2 separate regions of the Homo sapiens genome follow, and region 2 is linked to region 1. Evidence: chromatin loops called from intact Hi-C (ENCODE). Cell type or tissue: PC-3. All regions are shown on one strand. Each heading gives the region's core, and the rest is flanking DNA. Links, peaks and the distances in the headings are about the cores only.

Region 1 (15,316 bases), core at 4,684-12,683:
CAGTTGCTGTGTAACAAACTACCTCGAAACTCTGTGACTTAGAACAACCACAATTTTCTGTGCTCGTGATTCTGTGGGTCAGCAATTTGGGCAGGGTTCAACTGGGGCCACTCCTGTGGCTGCAGTTTTCTGGTCAATTAAAAAAAGAAAAAGAGCCCAAAGTGAGCAAATCCCAATGTGCAAGCACTTTTCAAGCTTCTGCTTGTGTCATATTTGCTAATATCCCATTGGCCAAAGCAAGTTACACAGCCAAGCCCAGAGTCCTGGGTTAGAAAAGCAAGGCCCCCTCCCCTTACAGAGTCACAATGCAAAGGGCCATGCCTGCAGCCATGCCAGTAATGATCACAATCCTCTTTGCAAACAGTTCACTCCAGCCACCCAGCTGCTGGCGGCACTATGTGCCCCAAATTCATGCTTCATTGCTAGGGATTTCTTTTGAGCACTTTCTAGTTACCATGCCTGGTTATACAAGTCTACAGTCCCCCTCCTCCCTCAGCCCTAGGGTCATTACCACAGTCACTGAGGAACAAATAATGCAGAGAAAGGATTTTCCAGTAAACTCCACTTTTTTTCTTCTTAAAGTTCTGTAAGGGAGGTGGTGGTGGTCTGTTCCGGGGGTCCTACAGGGTATAATGATGGTGGAGATAAATGCTAAAGGCCACCCATCACTTGCTTTAGAGAAAAGGCTTGTCTCTATCTGGGGCTAGGAAGGATGCAGAGGAGACTGCAAGGCCAGGCATTTTGTTCATTCATTTATTCATTCACTCACTCAATAAGCCTAGTCCTTATCACCCAGTCCTTATCTGCTCAGCCCTTAGCACCTTGAGGCACCCTCCTCTTTAAAACATGCTAGCATGGGTGTTTATGCACATATGTGCGCGCGCACACACACACACACACTTGCATACATGCATGTGCAGTTTGACATGCACCACACACTAGCACATATGCACATTCACGTGCTTGTATGTACATACACATATATGCAAGCGTGCGCACACATATATCCCACTCCACTTCTTTTCCCTCGAACTCCCATCAGCCCAACACAATATAGTTCTTGTTCATGTATTGGCCTGGGAGAAAAAAAGGGCAGAGGTAAAGAACGTGGACCAGTATGGCAATCCTTCTAGAAGAGGCAAATCAAAACAAAACAACTCACAAACTGTAAGCCCCACTGTGTTTTCACTGTTCGGCTAAAAATGTGTTCAGATTTTCAATATATTTCTATATTATGAAATGCATGTGTGTCAGTAACTAGTGAACGTCCAGTGTCCCCCCACCTGTCTCTTCCTCTGTGTTCAGCAGCTCTGCTCCAAACTGTGGGCTGGCCTTCCAAGCCCAGGGCTGCAGGAGAGGCCCAGTGACTTTGTTCTTTGCCATGTGGGGAGGGCCTGAGGAGTGTCCATTCATACCCAGTAGCAGCTGGTCACAGGTAGACCCTAACTGGAGCCATGAATCACTCTACCTTTGACTTGTTCAAGCCTTGATTGATTGTGTATGGGCTCAGGGATGTGACATCAACTCTGGGCCAACAGGCAAATCTTGGCAAAGGTGTCTCCCTCCTCATGACTTCCCTCAGAGATGGGGATGGTGGAGAGAGCTGAGACTGGGAGCCCAGGAGCCTGAGTTCTGGTCCCAGCTCCACCCTGGGCTCACTGCGTGTCTTTCTAGGATGACATTCAGGTACAGCCCCACAGCTTCATCCTATCTTTGGGCCCTCTGTCATTTACTGAATATTTTTCTTTAAGTTGACCTCCCCTCCCTTTTTAAGTTCCCCCAGTGTTAGTTAATTAGTGGAAAGCAGCCCTGCGTGCTGGAAGAGCACAGGTTTTAGAGTCAGCTGGACCTAACTTGAAGGCCCTGCCACACAAACTCCCTGAGCCCAGTCCCTCCCTGGAACATGGGGCTGCTGCCAGTTCATTTGTCTGGATTATTCTGGGGAGAGTGATTGTCATAGAGTATAGCCCAGTGCCTAGCAAACCTGAGTCCTGAGTCATTGTGTCTTTTATGAAAGAATGAGGCATAAATATTTTTCCTACATAGTTTGGAATCTTTCTTCTCCATTCCCCATCTCCACTGGGCCAGCCAGAGCCCTAAGAATGTTTCGCTGGAAAACGTGCAGCCACCTCCTCCTTCGTTTCCCATTCTCCGGGCCTGCTCTCTGTGATGCTGGCTCCATACTTGAGCTGGATGACTTTCCTTTAAAAAAATTGTTTAATATTTAAATTTAGAAATAGAAGATACATACACTTGGTTAAAAAAATAAGACAGTAATTAAACAATAAAAGAAGGTACCCAGGAAGAAGCATGTCTCCTGACTCTTTCTCCATCCCCGTATAATCTCAGTTACTAGGTTATTAGTGTCCAGTTAGCCATGTCTCCTTCCAGAGACCTTTTAGCCATCAATCAGCACACACGTTTGGGCATATCCCACACATTCCTGTTTTATGCAAGTGGTGACAACTGTACTTACTATTCTGCATCTTGCTTTGCGTTCATAGGTATATTTTGGAGATTGTTTCATCTCAAGAATAACTAGAGCCTCCAATCATGTACAGTGCTTGTTGAAGGCCAGGGGCTGGTCTAAATGCTTTACATGTACCGATCCATTTCATCCTCATCGTAACCCTTTGAGGTAGGTGGCATTATGACCACGCCCGTCTTAGGGATGAGAAATCTGAGGCACAGAGAGCCCAGGTGGCCAGCTCAGGGTTGCCCAGAGGGGAAACAGCAGAACCTGCTCCAGACTCCGAGTGCTTAAGCGCTCCCCTACACTAGTGATATAAATACATTAAACTATTTATATGACTATATAGAAACTACTTATCTGGGCTGGGCTTGGCTCACGCCTGTAATCCCGGCACTTTGGGAGGCCAAGTCAGGCAGATCGCTTGAGCCTAGGAGTTCAAGACCAGCCTGGGCAACGTGGCAAAACCCTCTCTCTACAAAAAATACAAAAAATTAGCAAGGCATGTTAGCGGGTACCTATAGTCGCAGCTACCCGGGAGGTTGAGGTGGGAGGATTACCTGAGCTTGGGAGGTGAAGACTGCAGTGAGCTGTGATTGCACCACTGCACTCCAGCCTGGGGGACAGAGTAAGACCCCGTCTTAAAAAGAATTAAAATTTAAAGTTAAAAAATAAACTACGAACCTGCATTTATTGTGGAAGGAAATGATACTTCACATTAGCAGATGAAACACAGTTTGGTATAAATAGAAGCGTTCTGTTAGTTAAGTGAAAATCAAGCAGTGTTGTATATTCAAGCTTGTGCCTGCCAGAGCAGCAGGCGAGAAGCTTTGAAGATGTGTGGGCACGACTGTTTTTTCCTCCTGATGTAATCAAAGGATCCTCAGAGAGCTGAAAGGGGTGAAGAACAGTACAGTAAACAATGCAAGAAGATACACAGAGAGAAGCATATCTCCTGACTCTTCCTCCAGCCCTATGTCACCTCGGTTGCTGTGTTACTAGTGTCCAGTTTGGCAGTGTTTCCTTCCCATGACACCGAAAGTCACCTTGCTAACACAAGTGGCAACACTGACCCAGTGCCAGATAGTGGGGCTCTGACACTCGGTTTCCCCCGTCTGTGGGATGAAGGTGTGGAGTTTGAGGAATACTGAGGCTCCTGCCGGGCATTGATCTTCATGCCACTGTGCCCTGGAAGGGAGACCAGGGTCCTGGCTCAGACTTAGGGCAGGGCAGCTCTGCGGGGCTGTCACAGCCTGCCAGCCAGGGTGTGTGCACAGTGTCATCCAGGGACGGAACTGGTCCTAAGCAGAATGGAAGAGGTTTCCCTCTAGGTAACCTTCCCTTCTCTTTCTGCTGTCCTGCCCAGACACCCATTCACTAAGAATACATGTATTGATCATCAGCATATCCAGACCACGAGATGTGGCTGCACACTATGACAGGTGCCTTAGTGGGGATATGACAGTGTGTGGGAACATGGAAGAGGGGGTGATGAAATCTACTGAGTATCAGGAAGGTGCCAGAGAAGAGATGGTATCTGATCGACAGTGGACAGTTCCTGGGTGCAGAGAGGGGCAGAAGGAGCAGCACTTAGCGCGGTGGGAAGCAGCACCCGGGATGCTGGAGGGAGCCTCCGCCCAGTCAGCACTGCTCCTGAGTCACTGCACTGAGCCTGGCCGGTTGGGATCAGGACTGATATGGGTAGTTGGGGAGGCTGAAAGGGAAGGAAGTCTGCCTTTTGCAATTTGTTTAGTGGCAAGGGACTGGAATCTGGTGCAAACTGGCTTAGATAAAAATGACACTCTGTTGAATCACATGAACATGTAGCTCAGGTCTAACTGGATCCAGGGGCTCACACACTGATTTGTCTGTCTCACCAGTACGGCGTGTACTCTGTGAGGCCAGAGACCCCAACTGTCTTCTATACTGTATTTTGACTGTAGTGCATTTGGTATAGTACCTGACACATAAATAAATATTTGATAATTGAAGGTGTAGCTGTTCTCCCCGCCAATATACTCACTAGATCAGAGGCAGTAGAACTATGCCTCCCCCATTTTACCCTTTTCCCTCCTTCCTTCTCTTCCTACCTTCCTTCCCCACTCTTTCCAATCCATCCATCCATCCATCCATCCATCCATCCATCCATCCATCCATCCATCCACCTTTGAGAATCAGTCTCTCTCCCACTTCTGGTTTGTTTTCCTCTGTGTGGACTTCATGATCTGGCAGGCTTCTCCCATGTGGTGACAAAAATGGTCCCTAGCACTGCAAATTCTCCTCCCATTAGCCTCTCCCCACCCTCCAGTGGAAAGAAAACACTCCCTTCCCAGTGTTTCCAGTGAAGCCCTAGGGTAGCATCTAATTGGCCTAGCTGAGCTTCCTATGGCCAGATGAACATAAGTTTACGGATTGGCCAGGCCAGGGTCTCATGCCCACCCCAGGATTGTGGGGTGATGTCAAACTCCCATGAACCACGTGTACTGAGAATAGTGGAGGGGAATTTGGGGGATTTCCTCAAAATAAAATTAGGGGGCTATTCCCAAAGAAAGAAGACTGGATGAGTCTGGGCAGAGAAAAACAACAGGTGTCCACTGAGGAGGAGTCCCTTGGGGAGAATGAGGAAGTGGTTCCATTGGCTGGTGCTCCTGATGTTCATACCTGACATACCTGATGTTCTTCCACCTTTCAGCTGCTCCCCAGTCCTGTTTGCCTCCTGCTCCCCTGGGCTAATGCTCACTCTGCTCCCTTTGTCTGGGACACTCCACCCCCATCCCAAGCCCTGCTCACCCAGCTAACAGCTACTCTTCCTGCAGTGTTCAGTTTAGATGTCACTTCCTCCGGGAAGCCTTCCTATGGTGCCTAGTACGTCCTTCATCATTGTACTTATCCCACCATGTGATCATCACTTGTGTAATTGCCTGTATCTCTACTACAGTTTGGATCCTATGAGGGCGGCGACCTGCATGTCTTCCACACTGTAGTATTGCCTAGCATAGTACCTGGCACATAATGAACTGCTCAATAAATATTTAATGATTGATGGTACAGCAATCTCCCTACTTCCAAGTATGCTCAGCAGAACACAGGCAATAGAACTGTACCTCCCTCATTTTACCCTCTCTCCCTGCCTTCTTCTCTTCCTTTCTCCCATCTATCTACCCATCCCTGCATTTATCCACCCACCCACCCATCTGTTCATCTGTCCATCCATCCATCTACCCATCCATTCAGCCATATTCACTGATCCACTGATCTTTTGATCTGTTGATCCAGCCAGCCCAGCCAGTCATTCATTCATGCAAATATGTGTTGATACTTGCTGGGTACCAGGCTCTGCTCTGGTACAGAGAATACTATCACGAACAAGACCCTGGCCTCAGGACTTTGCTTCTCTTTTCCTTCAAGGAGGTCTCAGTCATGCACTGGCCTAGGGTTTCACCCATACACAAATGCTGGAAGCAGTGAGCCACTGTGCCCAGGGACAGCCCTGTCTGCAGGGTGGAGGAAGCACACAGGGACTGCATCATTGAGAAGCTGTTTTCTAACAACTGATCCTTATCCTGCTTCAGGTGTCCCTTTATGGATGCTGTCAACTTCCAGATTCTGTTTGCCTTCTTTTGCATTTAAATGAGGGGCTGAAAGATGGTACAGATAACACTTTGCTGTTTTCAGAATCTGAGGATCAGGGAAGAGGCAAAAGGCAATGTGTGCAAAGCAAAAGGCAGTGTGATGACCAGAAGAGGCAATGCTTAGCGGTAAACAGACCTGGCCTGCAGTCCCAGCTCTGCCTGGCTTTTTGTGTGACATTGGACAGCACTCTTGCTATTTCTTTTCTTTCTTTCTTTCTTTTTTTTTGAGATGGAGTCTCGCTCTGTCGCCCAGGCTGGAGTGCAGTGGCACAATCTCGGCTCACTGCAACCTCTGCCTCCTGGGTTCAAGCTATTCTCCTGCCTCAGCCTCCTGAGTAGCTAGGAGTACAGGGGCCCACCACCACGCCTGGCTGATTTTTGTATTTTTAGTAGAGACAGGGTTTCACTATGTTGGCCAGGCTGGTCTCAAACTCCTGATCTTGTGATCTGCCCGCCTTGGCCTCCCAAAGGGCTGGGATTACAGGCATGAGCCACCGCGCCCAGCCCGCTCTTGCTACTTTTGAGCCTCCATCTCCTCAAGTGAGGGGCTAGGACACCAAGATTTATGGAGGACCTTTTATTCTGAGAACACATGCAACTGAACTTGGTCCAAGAACAGTGGTCTTAACTGACACATCCCTACGAAGTCCTTCCCTAGACTCCCTGAATAGAGTCTGGAGGGCTGGAAAGTGAATCCCTTCCCTGGCATCAAGTGGATGGGTACCTCTGAGGGGCCCTTCAGACATCCCCAGTTCAGGAACTTGGCCTCAGCTGAGCTCCTGCATCCACCTCTGCCCCTTCCCAGCCCTGGGCACACTGCTGCTGGCAGTTGGTCACTTGATAATTTGCAGTTGACAGCACTTTCCCCATCTACCCCCTTCTGATCTTCACCAGGCGGACACGGAGAGGACACACCTCTCCACAGCTACCCAGCAAGTAGTGGGAGGGCTGAGTCTCAAAACCAAGTCTCCCGAATTCCAGTGGGCTGGAGGAGCCTTTCACCCCTGTTTTACAGTTGAGAAAGGGGTACAAGGAAAGCAAAACAACCATGTGTTCAGTAGGCCCAGGCTCTGGGGTCAGCCACCTTGGCTTTGAACCCTGACTCCACTTACCAGCTTTTCACCTAGAGAAACTTACTGACCTATTCTGGGCCATGGTTTTCTCATCTGTAAAGCAGGGATCATAGGATGCCTATCTCATAGGGTTTTTTTGAGAAATAAATGAGTTAATATAGGTAAAGTGCATAAAGCAAGGCCTGGCAAGTAGTAAGTGCTCAATAGATGCTAGCTGCTATCATTGTTGTTACTGTCATCACACTACCTCCCAGGATTAGGGAAAGGACTCATTGAAATGCTCCTTTACTAGAAGGGCTCCTGGAAGGAGGTTTGCAAACTTTGAAGCAATAGATAAGGTTAAATATTATTTAATGCATCCTGGACTAGCAATATTGAGCTAACTGTTCTAGTCTATTGAGCTAAGGACCATTCATGCTGAAGCCCATGTATCAGGTAATTAAATAAAAGAAACATCTAGAGGATTCTGGGTACAAATAGAGTCATTTTGGAGAAACTTCCAGGTGAACTCTTTGGTGGCAGCTGTCTGTCATAAGTCACCCTCGGCAGTGGAGTTCACTGTTATTCTTGGAATCAGGAATCGAGTAGATCACAGGGAGTTTGGCCCCAGGGTACTTGGGTTGTCTTCTCCAAGCATGGGATTTTTGGAATGAAGTTTAGAGGCTGTCTGGGAAGTTTGGCCTGTCGGAGGGCAGGAAGAGTACTCTGTGGCTCAAGAAGAGTAGAAAATGATGTAAAGGGAGAGAAAATAAAAAAAGAAAACTAGGCAAAGGATATGTGGGAATTGAGAACACCCAGCTGGGCTGTTGACCTTGAGAGAGTGGATGGATGCATGGTGATTGGACAGGAAGATCTAGCTGTAAATAGAAAGGCTCTCTTTTCCCCTGAACTACCCAGCACAGATGACAGATTCGTGGCGAGGCAAGCAGACTCAGAAGCCAAAATAGAAAAAGGAGATGTAGCAGGAATCATTGAACGCAGACGGGGATGGGATCCAGACATGAAAAACACCAGCAATATGGTGGTGAGGCAAAGAACCCAGGGTTGTCTGTGGATGTGGAGGGACATGTCGAGAAGGGGGAAGGTGGGGTCCTGGAGACAGCCGCAGCAGGCGTTCTCACACTTTAGCCACACCTATTTTATTTTATTTCTTCTTTACATTCCATCCATTTTTGCTCATTTGTAATCTCCCTAAAACTCCTAGAAACCCCCTTCTTGCTGATTTCATCCTCTCTGTATGCCAGTTCCACCAAGACCATATCCAAATAACTCAATGGACTCATTTATTTTATTTTTATTTTAAGTTCCAGGATACATGTGCAGGACACGCAGGTTTGTTACATAGGTAAACGTGTGCCATCGTGGTTTGCTGCACCTATAGGCCCATCACCTAGGCATTAAGCCCCACATGCGTTAGCTATTTATCCTGATGCTCTCCCTCCCGCCGCCTCCCCTGACAGGCCCCAGTGTCCTTTTAACCAAGGCATGAAGATCATCAAAATAGGCGCCTGCTTTGATTATCTGCAAGTCTGCAGTCACCCCTTTTGGCCACTAGATGTCGAGAACGCATCAATATGGCACATATTCTGGTCCATTGAGTTATTTGGATGTGATCTTGGTGGAACTGGCATACACAGAGGATGAAATCAGCAAGAAGGGGGTTTTTTGGAGTCTTAGGGAGATCGCAAATGAGCAAAAATGGACGGAACGCAGAGAAGCCGTCTTTCCACCAAGACCCATGAAGAAAAGTTGACTGCATTTTAAATCCATGTATTGTTTTCCAAGTTTGGGGGATTTTTAGGATGAAGGAAGAAGGGAGAAACATGGCATAAAAATATATTTTTTTTCACATTAGTTAATGTTCTCCAGAGCTTGTAAGCATTTCCAAGTGAGCATGTTTCAGGTTCTTAAACCCTGAGCCCAAATCAGGGATAATAATGATGATGATGGTGGTGGTGGTGGTGGTAGCATCTGATAGATACCTCCATGGCTCTTACTATGTGGAAGGTATTGTTCTCAGCACTTTACAGAAATTAACTCATTTAGTGCTCATAACAAGCATAGGAAGTAAATTTTTATCCCATTTTTACAGACGAGGAAGCAGAGGTCAGAGAGGTTGTGTGACTTGTCCAAGGTCACACAGCTAAGGAGTGGGACCATCAGGATTCAGCCCAGACACTTGTCCATATTCTTACCTTCCATGATCTACAATATATGTTGCCACATTGACTCCTGGCCAGTGGCAAAGGCAACTTTCTGAACAATGAATCAATGCTGTGATTTAATGATAAAAGTCACAGAGCCTGGGCGTGGTGGCTCACGCCTGTAATCTTAACACTTTGGGAGGTCAAGGCGGGAGGATCACCTGAGGTCAGGAGATCAAGACCAGATTGACCAACACGGTGAAACCCCATCTCTACTAAAATATAAACATTAGCCGGGCATTGTGGCGGGTGCCTGTAATCTCAGCTACTCAGGAGGCTGAGGCAGGAGAATCACTTGAACCCAGGAGGTGGAGGTTGCAGTGAGCCAAGATCATGCTACTGCACTCCAGCCTGGGCAACAAGAGTGAAACTCTGTCTCAAAAAGAAAAAATAAAGTCACAGAATTCCTCATTCTAATAAACGCACTTCACAGCACTTCAAATGACAAGGAATAAGATTTTAGGGTTGGCCAGGAATTCATTCTGAGTTCTCTGACTTACAGGGCTTGGTTAGATAGGAGCACGTTTCATTCCTGGGGGAAGCCTTGGCTCTGTTAGCTGTTACAGTAATCCAAGCCACAGAAGAGAATGAACAAGGCCCAGGAGCCATGGATTCCAGAAGTTTCTTTGTTTCTTAGCATAGAAAGATGATCATACACTTGGCATTGCAGAAGAAAAGTACATTTCTGGTTGGGGACCAGTAAAAATGCTGTTGGTATGGAGCAGCCCAGCCAGTGTTCAGGCTACTAAAAGTATGCCTGCTCAGAAAATGGTAATGAATTAAAAAAATTCATTAAGGGCTGGGTGTGGTGGTTCACACCTATAATACCAGCACTTTGGGAGGCTGAGGCAGGAGGATCACTTGAGCCCAGGAGTTTGAGACGAGCTTGGACAACATGGCAAAACCCCGTCTCTATTTATGAAAAAATGATACAGACAATCTAGGATGATCTGGTAGAAAAAGTGGTGGATTAAAAGTGAGAGGCCAGATTTCCAATATGATTAAATATATATTTACCATATGACCCTCCATCCCACGCCTGGGTATTTACCTAAGAAAAATCAAAATACATGTCCACACAAAGAAATGTACATAAGTATTCATAGCAGCCTTATTCAAAAATAGCTAAAAACTATAAACATCTCAAGTAGCTGTGGACATATGACTAAGTAAACAGATTGTGGCATAGCCATACAATGGAATACTTAGCCATAAAAAAGAAGTTCTGATATGTACGGCACCATCAGTGAATCTCAGAAAAGTTATGCTGAATGAAAAGAGGGCTGATCCAAAGGAGTTTATATTGTATGATTCCATGGAACTGGATTCTAGAACACACAAAACCAATCTACAGTGACAGAAGGCAAATCTATGATTGGGGCTGGGGTGGGGTCAGGGATTGGCTGCAAAGGGCCATGAGGGATCTTTCTGGTGCAGTGGAAGTTCTATATTTTGCTTGTGGTCCTGGATACATGGATGTAAAGTCTGGCATCTCTGCACTGATACTTTGCACCTCCGAGCCTCAGTTTCCCTGTTTGTCAAACTAGAAGGTTGTTGGATTAGATGATGTCTAGAATTTCTTCTGGCTCAGAAATTTCCCCTGTAATAACAATATCCATTTTTTTTATTATGGAAGTAGAGTAGCAAAGTGCAATTTGCTTTATAGGAATTGTTTTTATAGGCAAGGATGAATTTATTCCAGAGAGCATAGAATATCTATTGGGTTACTTAATATTACTCATTTTGGGTACAGAGCCATTTGCAGCCCATTGTACTTCAGGAAACAGCTGAGAAAATGATTTGTGTGTAAGAAGGATGTTTCCCATTCAATTCCCATGGGTGTGGGAGGAGGGGCTTTCCCCGCGGCACTGGGAGGAGACGGAGGGATGCCACAGTCACTACTGGCAGGGCTAGAGAGGACAGCTGAGCAAGGGCCAGGCTTGCCTTGTCACGTCTGACAGTCCCCAGATGCTTGGAGCTACGGTTACCCTTTTAAATTTCCTCCTTATTTATTTATTTATTTATTTATTTATTATTATTTTTTAATTTCCTCTTTACTAGCCCATGCCTGGCTCTTAGTTAGGGCTTAATGATGTTGTTGTTGATGATGATGGTGATGGTAATGACCATCATCATCATATCCAGTCCTCAGAGAGTCTGTGCAAAAGTAAAGGAAGGCAGGTGCCCAGAGTGTGTTTTGGGACCAGGGCAGTGGCCAGCTAGAGTGTAGAACTTGGTATGGAGCCAGGAGTAACAGGGAGGGCCGTGCTGGGCCATAGCTGGCTGCTGATTTCCCCTACTTGTGCACCCCCAGGTCATGAAAACCTACCACATGTACCATGCAGAGAGCATCAGTGCGGAAAGCAAGCTGAAGGAGGCTGAGAAGCAGGAGGAGAAGCAGTTCAATAAGTCAGGAGACCTCAGCATGAACCTGCTCCGGCACGAGGACCGGCCCCAGCGCCGCAGCTCTGTGAAGAAGATTGAGAAGATGAAGGAGAAGGTGAGTGGGGGCCCTGGGCTGGGAGCGATTGGGGACAGGGCACAAAGGGGAGGGCCATGGTCTTGGCGGACAGCCTTAGCCTTCCCCCTTATTCCCCTGCATCCCAGTGGGGTGGTGGTGGGTAGGGGGGATGGGACAATGTAGCCAGCATCTCCTCTTTTGGAGATCGGTGTCCTAGTGGAAGCGGAGCCAGGCATGCCCGTGCTAACACTGGTTAGGCCTGGCTTAGTGCTAAGGTCAGCAGGCAGACGAGGTGCTCAACTCACAAGAAAGCTGAACTGTGACGAGATTCACACCCAGCAAGCACCTTCTCAGATGAGCTGGAATCACAAGGCATTAGCGGGAGCAGGGGCTTGTTCCAGAGGCCAATTTGATGGCCAAGGGTAGGGGCGGGGGGTGAGGTGGGAACTGATTGCTGAATGTGTCTCAACAAGAGGGACCAGCACCTGGAAAGCTGGTGAAGGGCTCATTCCAAAATTGCCATTGCCAATTCAAAGATGAGAGAGTTAGAATCCCTGTGTATTGATTCTGGAAAAGTCCTTTAGTAGGGTGTGGTGGGAGGAATTCTAGCTTTGGAGTCAAATGAGCTGGGTTTTGAAAATGCCACGTTTACAACACCTCTCTGAGCTGCAGTTTTCAAATCTGATAGGAGTGGCAAATTCGTCTCATCTCTCATGTCAACTCTGATCAATTGCCCAGAGCACTGGGCTGAGAATTGTGAAACTCGAAACAGATTTAGTTAAAAACAGTGCTGTAGGGCTGGCCACAGTGGCTCATGCCTGTAATATCAGCACTTTGGGAGGCCAAGGCGGGAGGATCGTTTGAGCCCAGGAGTTCGAGACCAGCCTGGGTAAAATGGCAAAATTCCATCTCTATTTATGAAAAAAAAAAGGCAAAGAATTTGAATAGATGTTGCTCTTAAAAAAACATGTATGAGTGGCCAATAAGTACATGAAAAGATTGTCTGGGCCAGGCATGGTGGTTCACACCTGTAATCCTAACACTTTGGGAGGCCAAGGTGGTCAGATAGTTTGAGCCCAGGAGTTCGAGACCAGGTTGGGCAACATGGCAGAACCCTATCTCTACAAAAAATAGAAAAATTAGGCAGGTGTGGTGGCATGTGCCTGTAGTCCCAGCCACTTGGGAGGCTGAGGTAGGAGGATTACCTGAGGGAGGTCAAGGCTGCAGTGAGCCATGATCACATCACTGCACTCCAGCCTGGGCAACAGAGTAAGACCCTGTCTCAAAAAAAAAAAAAAAAAAAAAAAAAAGATTGTCTCTATTATTAGTGATTAAAGAAATGCAAATCAAACTCAGTGAACTATCACTTCATACCCACAGGGATAGCTAGAATTAAAAAGGCAGACTATAGGAAGTATTGGTGAGAATGTGGATAAATTGGAATCTTCACACACTACTAAAGGGAATGTACAGTGATTCTATCACTTTGGAAAGCAGTCTAAATGTTAAACATAGACTAAGTTACCATGTGACTCAACAATTTTATTCCTAGGTATCCACCCAAGAAAAATAAAAACATATGTCCATTCAAAGACTTGTACATGAATAGCAGCATTATTCTTAATAGCCAAAAGATGGAAATGACTCAGATGTTCATCTGCTGATGGATGGTTGAATAAAATGTGGTATATCCATGTGATGGAATATTATTCAGCCATGAAAAGGAATGAAGTACTGACAAATGCTGCAACATGGATGAACCTTGAAAACAGTATGCTAAATGAAAGAAGTCAGTCACGGAAGACCACATATTGTGCAACTACATTTATGAAATGTCCAGCATAGACAAATCTATGGAAATAGAAAATAGATGATTGGTTTCCAGGGGCTAAAGAAGAGGAAAATGGGGAGTGACTGTGAATGGGTGCAGCATTTCTTTCTGGGGTGATGAAAATATTCTAAAGTTAGATAATGATGATGGTTGTGTGACTCTGTGAATACAGTAAAAATAAATAAAAATAAAATAAAATAACCAAGCAGGGAATGATAGGACTACAACATAGGGAGAAGGAGAGAGGTAGAGTGAGTGCTGACTGGAAGTCCAGAGGCCGATTTTTAGTTCAGAGTTGTATTTTTGGTTCGATTAGCTACTTGGCTCTTGGGCAAGCCACTTCTCTCCAGTTCTCATTTCCTCATCTATAAAATAGATGAGTTTAATGAAAATACCTTTAACATCCTTTCTAGGTATAACATTTTATGAGTCTATGAAGGGCTAAAAAATGGTCTCAGGGTCATGGTCATAGTTGTCCACTGGAAATAGGCCAAGAATATCAAAACTCTCTGTGGGGGGTCAGGTGCATGGCTGGCGTAGGATGTAACTGCCAGGACCCTGGGGAAAAGTTAGAGATCTCTGAAGAGAATTAAAAGGATGAGAACTCACTGTGGAATAGGAAGGTGTAAGAATGTCTAGGCAAAGGAGAAAAACCATTTATTTACAGAGACCTGACTTTTTACACAGCAATGGGACTCATCAGTCTGAAAGGAGCAGGGGACAGCTCTCCAGCCCACTTCCTCTTTCCTGCTCCATTCCCAGGCTGGCTTAGCCAGGAGCAGCTCCCTGGGGGGCAATTGGGTCCCTGCTGAGATGGGCGGCTCTGGCTGCCCCACCCCACCTCTCCCATCCAGTCATCCTCCCTCCCTCCTGTCCTCCAGTCACTGAAAATGACTGAAAATGACCTTGTGCAGGGACAGTTCTGGGCGCTCCAGACCTAGCAATGAACAAAGCAGATCAAGTCCCTAACCCCACTTATTTTCTAATGGGAGATCACTGACAATCAACAAGTAAATAAAAGGGTAGAAAAAAATACAGTTTCAGGTGGTGGAAGTGCTTATTAAGAAAAGAGCCGGGCAGGGGTGGGCAGAGGGAGTGGGAGAGGTAGATGAGCTTGTCATCGAAAGCCAATCTGGCCTTGAGACCTTGGGCCAAGGCTGAGGGAACCATGAGTTTGAGGGCCTTGAGACAGGAATGAATTTTGCCTCTTAAAGGATGGACCAAGGAGGCTGAGCAAATGAGGGGGAGCCTGGGGGAAGGTGGAGCTTGAGAAGTGGATGGGACAAGGCCATGGAGGGCTTCTCAGGTGCGAGCAGCAGTTTGAGACATCACTGGAGGGTGCTGGGTAGGGGTCTTATTGATTGATTGATTGAGACGGAGTCTCCCTCTGTCACCTAGACCTGGAGTGCAGTGGTGCAATCTCTGCTTACTGCAACCTCTGCCTCCTGGGTTCAAATGATTCTCCCATCTCAGCCTTCCAAGTAGCTGGGACTATAGGTGCATGCCACCACACCCAGCTAATTTTTGTATTTTTAGTAGAGATGGGGTTTTGCCCTGTTGGCCAGGCTGGTCTTGCTCTCCTAACCTCAGGTGATATGCCTGCCTCAGCCTCCCAAAGTGTTGGGATTACAGGCCAACGCTCCTG
Region 2 (15,316 bases), core at 4,410-12,409, 130 kb after region 1:
TGGAGAACCTCAGGAGGATGGGTCAGACATTTTCAAAAACAAGATTATGACAAGTTGATTATTGTTTTTGACCTTTTTCCATCTGTTGTTTGTTTTTTCTAGACTGTCACAGAGCCGGATCTGAAAAATAACCGCATATTAGATGAACTGGTAAAAAGCTTGAATTTTGCACGGTATGATTTAATTTTGTGACTAACCTCTAACTACTTTTGCCTTTTATATGTGTTCTCTCTTTACTTTGTGCACCTTTGGATTAGGGAATGCAGGGTTGCATATTTTATAGTCAAAGAAGGGAAGTAACAGTCATTATTCACACATGGAAAATTTACTAGAGTAAGATTTTCTTCCTTTACTTAACAGAAATTCTCCTGTAGTATAGAATAATTAAGAGTTAAAACGCAGATTTGAGGACTTCCTTACTTTTGGGTGCTCTGAAGATACTCCTTTTCCTGCCCAAGCCCTAGAATCAGCCATTTCTCCAAGGAGCTCCTCTTCTTGGAGAATAGTATTTAGAGACCAGGATCTGGTGCTGGGTATGCTTGTTGCTACTGGGGTGTCATTGCTTCTAGGCCCTCTCAATGGACAGAGCTAAGTAATATATGTATGTTATATATATGTATGTACTAACTCATGTATATACACATATCTATAATTGATTCTGTCTGCTATATATTAATCTGTTAATTCTTAATCGGATTTATTCAGCATGTATTAAATGGTATGGCATTTGAAATATGTAATTGCTTGTACTTTATAAAGCTCAGATATGCAACTTTACTTCCTGTCAAATGCATGAATGTGTGAAAGTGAGTTTGGTCACCCAAAGGGATATGAAAAGGCATGTTTCAATATCTTGGATTACTTTTAGTTTTAATCATGCAAGTCAAACAAGAATTTTTATGAAGGACGTACTGGTTTAGATAGTGGTCAGGTGCCCCTGTAGTTAAGTGTAATCATGTGTTGCTTAACAGGGATGTGTTCTGAGAAATGTGTCATTAGGCAATTTGGTTGCTGTGTGAACATCATACGGTGTACTTACACAAACCAACATGGTATAGCCTACTACACTCCTATTCTATATGGCAGGGCCTATTGCTCCTTGGTAACAAAACCTGTACAGCATGTTACTATAGCTAATACGGTAGGCAGTTGCAACACAATGGTACCTATTAGTGTATCTAAACATAGAAAAAGTACAGGGAAAATATGGTATAAAAGATAAAAAATGGTACATCTTTATAGGGCATTTACTATGAATGGAGCTTTCAGGACTGAAAGTTACTCTTGATGAGTCAATGAGTGAGTGATAAGTGAATGTGAAGGCCTAAGGCCCTTACCATACACTACTGTAGACTTTATAAACACTGTACACTTAGACTACACACTAAATTTATAAAAAAGTTTCTTCAATAATTAACCTTACTGTAACTTTTACACTTTGTAAACTTTTATATTTTTTTAACTTTTTGACTCTTTTGTAATAACACTTAGCTTAAAACACAAACACATCGTATAGCTGTATAAGCATCTTTCTTTATATCCTTATTCTGTGAGGTTTTTTCTGTTTTTAAAAATTGTTATTATTTTTTCCTTTTTAAACTTTTTCTTAAAAATGAAGATGGAGGCCGGGCTTGGTGGCTGACGCCTGTAATCCCAGCACTTTCGGAGGCCGAGGTGGGTGGATCACGAGGTCAGGAGATCGAGACCATCCTGGCCAACATGGTGAAACCCTGTCTCTACTAAAAATACAAAAATTAGCTGGGCATGGTGGCACACACCTGTAATCCCAGCTACTTGGGAGGCTGAGGCAGGAGAATCGCTTGAACCAGGGAGTTGGAGGTTGCAGTGAGCCGAGATCACGCCACTGCACTCCAGCCTGGCGACAGAGTAAGACTCCGTCTCAAAAAAAAAAAAAAAAAAAAAAGAAGATGGAAACACACACATTAGCCTAGGCCCACACAGGGTTAGGATTATCAAGATGTCACTTAGCAATGGGAATTTTTCAGCTCCATTATCGTCTAATGAAACCACCACTGTGTATTTGGTCTCTTGTTGAACAAAGCATGTTGGAACATTCTATGAGGTACCTTATGTTGCTTTTAAAAATATAAACAGATTTCTTTCAATAGAATTACACATTTCTTTATTGGTTTGCATTCTAAAAACGATCAAATTTAGTACAGTTGTCTCTCAGTAAAGGGGATTGGTCCCAGGACCCCTGAGAATACCAAAATCTGTGGATGCTGAAGTCCCTGACATAAAATGGCATAGTATTTGCATATGCACATCCTCCCTTATACTTTAAATCACCTCTAGGTTACTTATAGTCCTAATACAATGCTATATAAATCGTTGTCATACTGTGTTTTTAAAATTTATATTATTTTTCATTGTTGTATTGTTACTTTTATTATTTTTTGAACATTTTTGCTCTGTGATTAGTTGAATCCACAGATGCAGAGCTGGTGGATGGGAAGGGCCGACTACAGTTTATTGTTTAGCCAAATGGTTCTAGACTGCTGTTTACATGTTTCTGATCAGAACAAGCATTGCAGGACTTTAGTTACAGAAGTCCATGGAATTGATTGCATAGATTTAATGGCTGCCCATGTCTACCCAAAGGCCTATTTTGACTCTTGATTCTTAGCCCCATTCTGAAGAGGTAAGGTTATTGTATAGTTAACAGATGGACAAGACTTTTCCTTCCTTCCTTCCTTCCTCCCTCCCTCCCTCCCTCTCTGCTTTCCTTTCTTCCTCCCTCCTTTCCTTTCTCCCTCCCTCCTCCTTTCTCCTTCCCCTCTCTATTCCTCCCTCCCCCGTCTATTCCTCCCTCCCTTTCCTTCCCTTCCTCCCTTTCCTCTCTTCTTCTTGCTCTGTTGCCCAGACTGCAGTGCAGTGGCATGATCATGGTTCACTGTAACCTCGAACTCTTGGGCTCAAGGGATCCTCCTGCCTCTGCCTCCCAATTAGCTAGGACTATGGGTATGTGCCACCATGTCCACACTGAAGAAATAAACAAAGCTTCCTTAAATATGTGGTAGAATTTACCAGTGAAGCCATCTGGGCTTGGAGTTTTCTTTGTGGAAAAGTTTTAAATTATAGCTTCTGTTTCTTTAACAGATAATAAGGGCTCTTCAGGTTTTCTGTTTCTTTGTCAGTTTTGATGAATAGTGCTTTTCAAAGAATTTGTCCATTTTATCTAAAATTTAAAATTTGTTGTTTTAAAGTGTTCATAATATCCTCTAATTATCTTCTTTATAGGATTTGTAACGAGGTCTTCTTTTAATTCTTTGTTTTGGTAATTTGTATTTTCTCTCATTTATTTCTTGTTCAGTCTTAGTAGGGATTAACAGTTTTGTTAATTTTTTCAAAGAACCAATGTTTGGCTTTGCTTGTTTTCTCTTGTTATCTCTTCTATTTCACTAGTATCTGTTATTAGTTTCTCTCTTCTTTGGGTTTAGTTTGCTGTTCATTTCCTAACCTTTTAAGTTGGAAGCTTAGAGTGGTGGTTTTTACTTTTTCTATTTTCAATAATTTTCCCTCCAGGGACAGTTTTGGCAACCCTTCATGCTATCGTTCAGTTTAGAATATTTTTCTAGTTTTCATTGTGATTTGACATGCGGGGTTATTTAGAAGTGTGGTGCTTTATTTCTTAACATTTGGAGATTTTCTAGTTATTTTTCTGTTGTTGCGTTTCATGTAAATTCGGTAGTGGTGGAATCTATGGGTTGATTTTTTTTTTCTATCAGATTTGAAAATTCTCAGCCATTGGTTTTTCTAGTATTGCTGATTTCCCATTCTTTCTTTCTGTTCCTTCTGGGCTTTTAATTATGCCCAATATCTCATACTTTTTTGTGTTTGTCTTTTTCATTCATTTTTCTCTCTGTGCTTGGTTTGGATATTTTCTATTGACCTGCCTTCAAGTTTGTATTGTGTGTTGTTATACTCATCCAATTTAGATATGGTATTTTGCAGTTGTAGAATGTTCATTTTATTCTTTTTTATGGATTTTATTTCTCATAATACACTATCTTTTTATCCCTTTTCTTTTTTTTTCTTTAACATGTTTATCATAGTTTGAAGTCCTTACCTAGAGATGCTATTCTTTGGATTACCTCTGGGTCTGCTTCTATTGAATATTTTATCTCTTGATTAGTGGCTACTTTTTCTTGCTTCTTTGCATGTTCAATAATTTTAAAATATGTGCTGAACATTGTGGTTGAAACGTTGTAGAAGCTGTGAATTGTCTTCTTTTGAAAGATGTCACATTTTGTTCTAAGAGGCAGTTAAATTATCAGCTCTTCATCTTTGTTCTGTCAAGGCCTGGTATAATGTTTTCTTAGGTTAGGTCTGTTTGAGCTTTGTTTATATTTCTTCAGTGTGGTCCATTTTTCTAAGGTGTGGTCTTTGTGGGGTGTCACTTGAATGTCCATGATCTTACCAAGATTTCTCAGCTTTGGCTGGGCTCCAATGCGAACAACTAACTTTCCAGCACTGACGTTTGGGATTTTAATTTACCAGTATCAGCTTCCTAGTGGGTCTCCTGTGTTTTTGTCTAATCATGTGCAGCCCTGGAAATGAGCAGGAATGGATGTGAATTTCTAAGCAGACTGGTGGGGTTCCCTTTCAGTAGCTACCACGTGTCAAAGCACTCTGACCCCTCAATCCTGGCCAGTTTTGTTCAGAACTCTGATCTCTTATTTTCTCTAACAAGTAAGATCAATGTTTCCTGTTTAGACTTCACTTTAGTACCCATTCCTAGAAAATGCTCCCAGGGTAAAGTAAGTCTTGGGGGAAATGTTGGACTACTTCATGTTTTCTTCTTTTTCAGGGATTGCAGCCTTGTGTTGATTTCAGTCCAGTGCCTACAAAGAGTTGTTTTTTATGCAAGTTAGGCCATTCTTACATTGCTATAAAGTAAACTTGAGGCTGGGTAATTTACAAAGAAAAGAGGTTTAATTGGCTCATGGTTCTGCAGCTGTACAAGCCATCTGCTCGGCTTCTAGTGAGGTCTTGGGCTGCTTACAGTCACAGTGGAAAACAAAAGACGGGCAGCATGTCATGTGGTGAGAGTGGGAGCAAGAGAGACAGAGTGGGAGGTGCCACACCCTTTTAAAACAGATCTCATGAGAACTCACTCACTGTTACAAGGACAGCACTAAGGGAATGGTGCTAAACCATTCATGAGAAATTCGCCCTCATGATCCAGTCACCTTCCACCAGGTCCCACCTCCAACACTGGGAATCACATTTCAGTGTGAGATTTGGTGGAGACGACATCCAGACTATATCAGTATATTTTGTTCGGATTTTAAAGTTACTTATGGTTGGAGATTAGGTCTCATATAAGCTGTTCTCTGTGGCCTAAAGCTGATTTCCTTTCATTTTGTTTTATTGACACATTAACTGCCTTTTACGTTAGATTTATTGCTTTGAGTTATACTAGAAGAAACTTTGGTTTGGTTGTCATTATAGTATAGGTCCTGTATTTCAGAAAACAAGGTTAATTGGGAAAACAGCTTATGTCAGTTAATTTATGATGTAAAATTGGATCTCTTAATTGTCTGTTGTGTTCTTTGTGCTTCAAGGAATCATCTGCTGCAGTTTGCTTTAGAGTCACCAGCCAAATCTCCTGCTTCTTCCTCTTCAAAGAATCTTGCTGTCAAAGTATATACTCCTGTAGCCTCCAGACAGTCTTTAAAGCAGGGGAGCAGGTTAATGGATAATTTCTTGATCAGAGAAATGAGTGGTTCTACATCAGAGTTGTTGATAAAAGAAAATAAAAGCAAATTCAGCCCTCAAAAAGAGGCGAGCCCTGCTGCAAAGACCAAAGAGACACGTTCTGTAGAAGAGATCGCTCCAGATCCCTCAGAGGCTAAGCGTCCTGAGCCACCCTCGACATCCACTTTGAAACAAGTTACTAAAGGTAGGAAGTTATTTTCATATGTGGAAATATGGACATCTTTTCATCCACATGACATAAGAATAAATAGGCAGCATCTTTGAGGGGGAAGGAATGGTAAAGGACAAACCAGATTTTACCATATCACAAACCTCAGACATTGTTGTAGATATGTTTGTTCTCTTTCTCTCTCAGAAACAGGAATTCAGGCTGACTGCTACAAAAAGGAAACAATTTTAATTAGTTCAGCCTTCAAGTATGGCAGTAGCTTTCTGTTTTCAGCTTTTAATCTTTCTTCCCCTCATTCAACATATCAGTTCCCATTTAATCTTGAAAAGCTCTTTTTATCTTATTTTACCACCACTTGAATGCCTCCTCACTGTTCTGCCTGCCATATAAAGCCTGTGACAATTTGAGGCCTAACCTAGTCATCCCGCCTTATTGCTCACCTCTCTGTCTCAGAAGTCCTGCTCTAGCCTCCCCACTGTTCCTCCAGTACACTGAGGAATTGGCAAACTACAACTGGCAGATCTAATCTGGCTTGCCACCTGTTTTTGTAAATAAAAGTTCACATACCCACCCTATTCTCTGTGACTGCTTTCATTCTACAGTGGCAGAGTTGCATGGTTGTGACAGAGGCCATAGGATCCGTAAAGTCTAAATTCTACCTGGCCCTTCACTAAGAATGTTTGCCGGCCCCTGTTCTATACCTTTCCAGACTCTATCCAGATCCTCACTATTCATTTGTTATGTTAGAAAACACTGTCTCACATCACAAAAGTGCTATAGCACTTGTTTTCTGGACTGTTTTGTATCCCATTTGCTTAACTGTTTGATGAATATGTCAGCTTGTTTAACTTTTTGTTTCTGTATCTTCTTTCCAGTGAAGTTTAGAGCACCTTTTAGGCAGAAACTCTTAGACATCTTTGGTATACCCATACCACACGTAGTGCAGAGATGTGAGTGTGTATTAAACTTAGATTGAAATTAGTTTATTAGTACTTAACGTGTTTACATCTTTTAAAGATATATAAATTTCACTTATATTTTCTACTATGTCTATCCTTAGTCTTTTTACCAATTGACAGTTCTTATTGTAGTATTTTTTAGCTTGATGGTTAACTGTTTTTCCCCTAGCGGAACCTTTTTTCCCAAATGAAATTTTACGATAAACCATAACGTATAAAATAGATAAAACAGATTGTTCTGTTCCACCTGACCTCCTTCTGCCTATTATCCATGGTGGTCTGTAGGCCCCGAGATACCCCCACAGATCCCTGCAACTTTATGAAATAGTTTGAGAATGACTGTGTTCCTTAATTTTAACATTATATATGGAATCATCAGTGAGAGCTAAATTAACAAATTTGTAACCATTGACAAAATTGAACTCAATAAATTATTAAACTACCTTTCCTTCACTCGGCCCTTGGGCCAGGTGTGTCTTACTTAAGTCGTTACTATTGCTTCTGGGCTAAACATGGATAGCTCCTAAGGGTTGGGAAAATTTAAGATGAGTTCTATAGTTTGGTCATACCTTGGTAGAAAAGATGTAACCGAAACATTTTTAATAAATGAACTTTCAAGCTTATTTGCAGTCTCTTTCTCTGGGACCAGGACTTCAATTTTGTGACTTCCCACAATTTAGCCATTACCCAGTAACCAGTCTGTCCCACTCCTGTTGTCCCGATGGGCCATTCTTTTTCTTTTCTGCTTTTCTAAGTGCATGTTAAGTTGGGATTCTTTTTTACTTTACTTGCTGAAAAGATGCCAGTTTACATACTTTTGCCCCTTCTACAATTAATAAAGTCTCTCTTTTTCTTTTTAAAAAATACAGTGGATTGTCCTGTTTGCGGGGTTAACATTCCAGAAAGTCACATTAATAAGCATTTAGACAGCTGTTTATCACGCGAAGAGAAGAAGGAAAGCCTCAGAAGGTAAGGAAGTTGAGCAGAACCATTGAGCTACTTTAGCTGGGTGCCTCTTGTGCTTACTTGGGGGAAAATTACAGTATTCCTTTTATCCTGGTGACCGTATTTCCTGCTCTTACTTGCTTTCTTCTTTACTCCTGTTGGCCACTTCTTCCAATCCCTCTCCTCTGTTCTTTCTTCAACTCCCACTTTGCCAAATATGATTAGCTATATTGAATATTTGAACTGCTACTAAATTTTGACTTAATAAGAAATTAGTGACTTCAAATTCAATTCTTTTTAAACTTGTTTTTTTCTCTTAGATTTTAAAAACTACCAAAAAGCCTCTTGGCCAAAGAAAGCAAGGTTAGACTCTGAATATAAGATATAAAAAACCTTTCTCTGATCTTTAGGATGCTCAGAAGTTTTAAAATTTAAAATTGAATTTTTCAAAAAATTTTGACTAGGAAATTATATAAATATATATGATATAAAAAGGTACAAAAATGCATATATGAAATGTAATGTCATACCCCACACCACCCCCCCATCCTCCAGGTATTGTAGCTAATAAATTGTCAGCTCAGTATTTACATCTAAACAACTGTGCTGTTCTACCTCCCTTGTACATGAAAATAACTGTAATTTCTCATGCTAGTCCACTATTGTTACACATATAAGTTGTTCAGGAATGAAATACTAGTCAAACTTAAATTGCAAGGCATTACGGAATCAGTGGATAATAAGCAGAAGACACAATTTAGATGAGTCTGGTGATGAAGGGAGAAAGATGAGATGGTAGTTTGGAGAAGCAGTGAGTGGCATAAAGATCAAGGGTTGTTCTTTTTAAAAATAGGAGTTTAAGCCTTCAGTCTCTTTCCTTCCACTATTTCCAGGGAGAGAGCAGAGGATAAATGGAAGAAAGTGAGGAGCACAAGAGCCCAGTAATGAGGTTATCCTTGACATGCAGAAAGGACCCTTCTGAAACAGGAGGCAAGGGCAAGATAATAGGTGATAATTCAGAGAGATTTGGAAAAGAAGAGGAGGGAAGCTGAAGAAATTAATGGTATCTGAGAAGTGGGGATGAAAGAATGATTTGCTTCTATGTTCAGTCTGTTTTGAAGGACTTTGAAGAGTATTTTCCAAAAACCATGTTAATAAGACAGAGCCATAGTATTATTTTTTGTGATTAAAGAAAATACATCACTTAATTTTTATGAGTAAATTTGGAGTGAATGCAGATTCTGAGGGTCAGATTCATACTGTTACAACTTACAAAAGCTAACATATAAGACACAATGGTGCTTTATTAAGGTAGACATACTTGAGTCCAAACCTGGGGCAGTTTTACATGCACAGTACTCCCACCTAGTGGGTAAGTTTGTTAATGAGAATAAAATTTAGATTTTTAGGTTGCTTAGTGGTGATTTGGAGTAAATGAATAGTCCTAAGGATTATTTCCCATAAGCCACGAGAGTTTGATGAACTGCTTTTCTCTTTAGAAATGCATGAGTTGGGAATATAGAAGCTGAGTATATTCTTTTGGAAGAGTAAGGAATCTGCACTGATTATCTTGCATGGACTCCCCTTTTTCTAGATCCATCCATCAGTTCGAATACATTTCTGATACATCATTTCTGATGCTGTCAGTTTGTTTGAAGACATACTCGTCCATGTGTAATTAAGTTCTAATAGTGGTTTAAATTCCTGCTTCAAAGAACACTATAGTCCTGCCAGTGCTCTGTAGTGAACTTATAAGCACTACCTCCTGGATCCCCCTCTTAGTGTGTTAAAGGCTTTGAGAAGTCCTACATTAAGGGTTACTGTTAGGTTTTGTTTAATTTAGTAATCCTAAATTTATTTGACCGCCAAGCCTTTCTGTTCTCATCACTTCCATCTTACAAAACTGGTGTTTGTGGAGATTCTGAAGACAACACTGGGCCATGTTCTTCTTTAGTTGTATCTTGGCCACGGAGTCAGGTCATAGAGAAAAGGCCCTGTGAGTTTTCCTGTCTCCTCCACAATATTCTGACAGGCCATCTGCTGAATGTGAGTGGCAGCCCTTAACCCTTCTATATAAAACCATGTCAGAACTGCCTCAGATTCTGAGGCCCCTTAAATGTATTACTCAGTTCCACTAAATCATGGAAGAAAAATCAATGTCATTTTCGTGTTTGGGGAAACATTTATCAGGTTTCATGTTTTAAAATTCCTGATAGAAATTGTTGATCTCTGGTGGTGCTTTTTATTGTAAATGCCAGTGAACAGTACAGTTCTTCACTGGAATTTCACAGTCACAGTTTAATCATCTGTCCTTGATAAAACAAATATTTTAGATACAGACGTAATGAATCATCTCTCCCTGTGTGCTTCTGTAAACACAAAATGATTCAGCTGTTGCTACCTACTGAGATTTCATTTTGCCATAATTTTATCAACCTTGTAGAGTCAGATGGGTTGTCATTGTAAGAAGAGCAATTTTCAGAAAAATATAATCTATTGAGAGTTTGCAGGTCTTTTCACAGTTAATTAGTTATTTCTGGCTTTTAGACTTTGTTAATACAGCATAAAAGACATAATTTATTTGGGGAATGGCTCTGTTGGTTAATAGAGAAATTTTTGATTGTTTTCAGTCTATACCTGACTGTAATATTTCTCTGTTTGATTATTGGACCGTTTATATCAGATTTACTCTGGAGAACCTTGTTGAAAATAGAGATTTTAGAGCTCCACTTCAGACCTGAACCCTAATTGGTGGATGGTGTGGAGAAGGGGATGGAGAATCTGCGTTTTAAATAAACTCTTTAGGTGCTTCTTAGGTACACTAACGTTTGGGACAGCCTTGTGTGAGCTAGTTATATGCAAATCCTTTGTAAAAACTTGTTTTTTGGATAAACCTATTATTTCAAGTTTCTGTTAATTTTCACCTGAATCTTTGCTATTCTTATTTTGAAATGATAGCAAGTGTAATGACCTCCTTGAGCACATTTTTGTTAAGCATCTAATTGCCATAAAGCTGAGCCAGGTAGAGAACCTGCTATAATCAGGTGAAATGAATTAAAACTCACTAAGAAGTTCCTGTTTATGGAATTGCTTAAGTCATTGGTACTTTTATGTAGCTTGAATTTTAGCCCACTAGAATTTCTAGCATGCTTTAAAGAGGTGGAAAATTGAATAGGTCTATGTAAGTGTGATTCTAAGTGAAGTCCTCACAGCATATTCCACAAGCGTTACATATATGTCTTCTAAGTGTGCCTCTTTAGGTCTGACCTCTTTTTGAGACCCAAGTCTCTCACTTCTGGTGCCACCTAGGCCCCTGTGTCTGAATGTCTTACCAGCACCTCAGATACATCATGTCAGACACTCAACTTTATCCACAAACTTGATTTTTCTCTCCCCTTTTTAATCTAATGGTTCTACTATTTTCCCGGTCACCCAGGTGTTGAATCAGAATTTATTTGCCATTTTACATGAAAAGCATTTGATAATTCACAATAATCATCAGGTATCTTCCCCCCTTTTCAGTTCTGTTCACAAAAGGAAGCCGCTGCCCAAAACTGTATATAATTTGCTCTCTGATCGTGATTTAAAGAAAAAGCTAAAAGAGCATGGATTATCTATTCAAGGAAATAAACAACAGCTCATTAAAAGGCACCAAGAATTTGTACACATGTACAATGCCCAATGCGATGCTTTGCATCCTAAATCAGGTAAAGTAATAAAACAGTGAGTTATGCTTACTTTCTGGATAAAGCAATTTTGTGTAGCTCAGAAATTATAAACCATAGAAAAATATTGTAAATAAATACATTTTTGATAGATAAGACGTGCAAATGTGTTCCTTCAAAAGGTACCTAGAGTATGCTATGATAAGCCAGCCTTCCTCTCAGCCTGCCTTCCAATCCCCAGATCCCTTCTCAGAGGCACCCCATTGCCAGTTTCTCATGTGCCTATCTAGGGAGAATGTGGTGGGGAAGAGTGGATCTGGAGAGCCTGGGTTACAGTGCCCGTTTTTCAGCTTTGTGGCTTGGTGACTGTGGGCACGTTACTTGATATCTCTGTACCTCAGTTTTCTCCTTCATAAAATAAGGGTTATAATAACTACCCACTTCATAATGTTGAGTGAAATAAATGATAAAAGGCATGAAAAGTGCCTAACACAGTACCTTAGCAAGTAGTTAGCTTTCAGTAAATGTTGCCATTATGATTATTGTACACAAACATATATCCTTTTCATTACTGTTTTTACAAAATGATAGTATTCTGTGTAGTGCACTATTTAGTGGTTGGTTCTTTTCATTAAACCACACACATACATTGGAGTTCTTTCTATTAACATATAGAATTGCCTAATTTTTAAAAACTTGGAGAATAACATGCAAACATTAAAACACACAAATTATAAGTGTATTGTTTGGTGAATTATCACAAACTAAATTTCATAAAGTGAAATGTCATTGTAGCCAGTACTGAGATCACTACCAGCGTCCCAAAAGCCCTATCTGCCCCCTCCCATTCACTCCTTCATTCTCACATTTGACCACTGTCTTGACTTCTAACCCCATATGTTCATTTTGCCTATGTTTGATCTTTAAATAAAGGGCCAATAGCTTATGTATTCTTTTGTGCCTGCCCTCATTTGTGCAACATTATAAGATTCATTCATGTTTTTTTATATGGTCATGTTTTTTTCATTTTTGTTGCTATATGGTATTCCATTGTATAAACGTATCATCTTATCCATTCAGTGTTTAATAAACATTTCATTTTGTTCCCACTTTTCCTCTATTAATAATGCTGCTACAAATAATCTTTTATATATCTTGTGGTGCACATAGGTGCATGTTGCTGTTGGATATATATATACAGGAATGGAATTGGTGTTATATATTTGCAGATATTCAGCTTTCATGGATACAGCCCCAAATTCAGTAGTCATGTACACTTTCATCAGGAGGGTGTGAGGGTGTCAGTTGTTCTGCACCCTTGACAACATCACCACTGTTAACTCTCCATTTTAGCCATTCTAGTGGGTCCATGGTAGTACCTTGTTATTTTAATTTGCATTTCCTTAATGACTTATAAATTTTATATGCTTGTTGGCCATCTGGATGTCCTCTGTAGTGAAATACCTGTTTAAATCTATGTCCAATTCTTCTGTTCTGTGGGCCTATTTTTATTCTTATTTGTGGGAGTAATTGAAATTTCCTGGATAAAAATCTTTTGCTGGATGTATGTACATTTCTAATTTCACCTTTTCACTCTCTTAATGGCATCATTGAAGAGTAGAAGTTCCTAAAATAGTCCAATTCATTACATTTTTCCTTTTGATCAGTGCTTTGCCTTAGCCTACTTCAAGATCATGTGGATCTTCTCTTGTTTTCTTTTAAAACTTTATTGTTCTTGCTCCTAAATTTTGATGTACGGTTTATCTGGAATTGATTTTAGCATATGTTGTGAGGTAGAGGACAAGATTGTCTTGTTTTCTTTCCATATGAATAACCAATTGATGCAGCACCACTCATTGAAATGCCATCCCTTCTCCCACTGAATTGCCAGAAGTCTTGGCTGAGAATCAGCTAATTGTACATGTGTAGGCCTGGACATTGTTTTGTTCCATTGGGCTATTATTTACCGTTGAGCAGGATAAATAATGTGTGTCTTAAGTACTTTATGAGTAATTTATAATAGGTCTTGCTGTCTGGTAATATAGTTCTTCCAGTTTTGTTTATTGAGGTTGACTTGTTTTTTCTAGGCCTTTTGTATTTCCATATAAGTTTTTAAATTGGGATTACATTGAATTTATAGATCAATTTTGAGATAGTTGATATCTGTATAGTATTTGAGTCTTCCAATTCATGAATATGGTTTGTCCCCTTTTTTGTCTTTGATTTTTGTCAGTAATGTTTTGCAATTTTCAGTGTGAAGGTCTCACACATCTTTTTAAAGAGTTATTCTCTGATATTTTTGATGCAGTGGTACACGATGTTTTATTCTAAAATGTCAATTTTTATTAGTTGCTTGTACACAAAAATACAACTGGTTTTTCTATAGTTTCCTTATATCCAATGGCTTGTCGCTTTTTGTATGTGCCCTTTTTATTGATGTATAACTTACTCACATGTAATACATCCTTTGAAAGTGTATAGTTAGATGAATTTAGGCAAATGTATATTGTCATTTAGCCATTGCTCTAACTGAAATGTAGAACATTTCCTTCATCAGCAAAAGTTCCAGTGCCCCTTTGCTGTATATTCCCTCTCTTTTACTCTAAGACCTCAGGAAACACTGATCTCTTTTTTTGTCCCTATAATTTTACCTTTTCTAGACTGTCACATAAGTGGAATTACACAAATTGTATAGTATGTAGCATTTTACATATGGTATCTGTCACTTAGCATAATACTTTTGAGATTTTTCCATGTTGTTGCTTTTACCAGTAGTGCATTTATTTTTTATTTTATTTTATTTATTTATTTATTTTTGAGACAGAGTCTCTCTCTGTCGGCCAGGCTGGAGTGCAATGGCGCGATCTCGGCTCACTGTAACCTCCGTCTCCCAGGTTGAAGCGATTCTCCTGCCTCAGCCTCCCGAGTAGCTGGGACTACAGGTGCCTGCCAGCACGCCCGGCTAATTTTTGTATTTTTAGTAGAGATGGGGTTTCACCATATTGGCCAGGCTAGTCTTGAATTCCTGACCTTGTGATCTGCCCGCCTCTGCCTCCCAAAATGCTGGGATTACAGGCATGAGCCCCCGTGCCCAGCCAGTGCATTTATTTTTTATTGCCAAGCAGTGTTCTGCTTTATAGCCATGCCACAATTTGTATATCCCTTCACCTGTTGATGGACAACTGGACTGTGTCCAGTTTTTTTATTATCAGTAAAGCTGTTATGAACATGGGTTCACAGGTCTTTATGTAACCATATGTTTTCATTTCTCTTGGGTGGAGTGGAATTGCTGGTCATATGGTAAATGTAACTATAAGAACCTGCCATACAGTTTTTCAAATGACTGAATCATTTTGCATTGTGAGAGAGTCCCACTTTTGCCACACCCTTGCTAACACTTGGTATTTTCATTCTTCTTAATTTTAGCCATTCTAGTCAATGTGTAGTAGTGGTATCTCATGATGGTTTTAATTTGCATTTTCCTGTGACTAGTGGTGTCTGCTGTCTTTTGATAGTTTTATTTGCTATTTGTATATTTTCTTTGATAAAGGCTTGGTTGAAATATTCTGCCCCTTAACTCTTTTTATTGATTTGTAAGTTATTTATATATTCTGGATACTGAATTTTTAAAATATATGTGTTGTGAATATTTTATCTTTGTATGTGGCTTACCTTGTCATTTTCTTAATGATGTCTTTGAAGAGCAGAGAGTTTTAATTTTGACGAAATTTAATTTACTTTTTTTATGATTTATGCTTCTTGTGTATCATTTCATGATTTTTTATGTATACAATTGTGTTGCATGTCAACAAAATATTTGCTTATCCTAAGATCAC

The links. Hi-C counts contacts between places; a loop is a spot of excess contacts. Peaks named below come from ENCODE experiments on the same cell type or tissue, not always from the same donor. Only the 100,000 strongest peaks of a DNase experiment are listed, where the experiment ranks them.
Region 2: a loop joins it to region 1, with 14 times the contacts of the local background. A loop is called at or near these places in 3 of 110 quality-filtered maps.

What each region holds. Positions count from the first base shown.
Region 1 is chr3:9,060,959-9,076,274 of GRCh38, reverse strand. SRGAP3 (SLIT-ROBO Rho GTPase activating protein 3) reads left to right here. Exons shown (of 22, transcript NM_014850.4): 5 at 11,694-11,879. Among named protein-coding and RNA genes, the nearest start is that of RAD18, 110 kb to the right of the region's middle. In PC-3, for the core only: a CTCF peak has its summit at 8,736 (motif pointing right); a DNase peak (open chromatin) is centred at 8,724.
Region 2 is chr3:8,932,077-8,947,392 of GRCh38, reverse strand. RAD18 (RAD18 E3 ubiquitin protein ligase) reads left to right here. Exons shown (of 13, transcript NM_020165.4): 4 at 103-173; 5 at 5,589-5,926; 6 at 7,740-7,839; 7 at 11,338-11,522. Among named protein-coding and RNA genes, the nearest start is that of RAD18, 24 kb to the left of the region's middle. In PC-3, for the core only: a CTCF peak has its summit at 9,199 (motif pointing left); a DNase peak (open chromatin) is centred at 10,152; H3K4me3 peaks cover 1,266 bases; H3K27ac peaks cover 1,369 bases.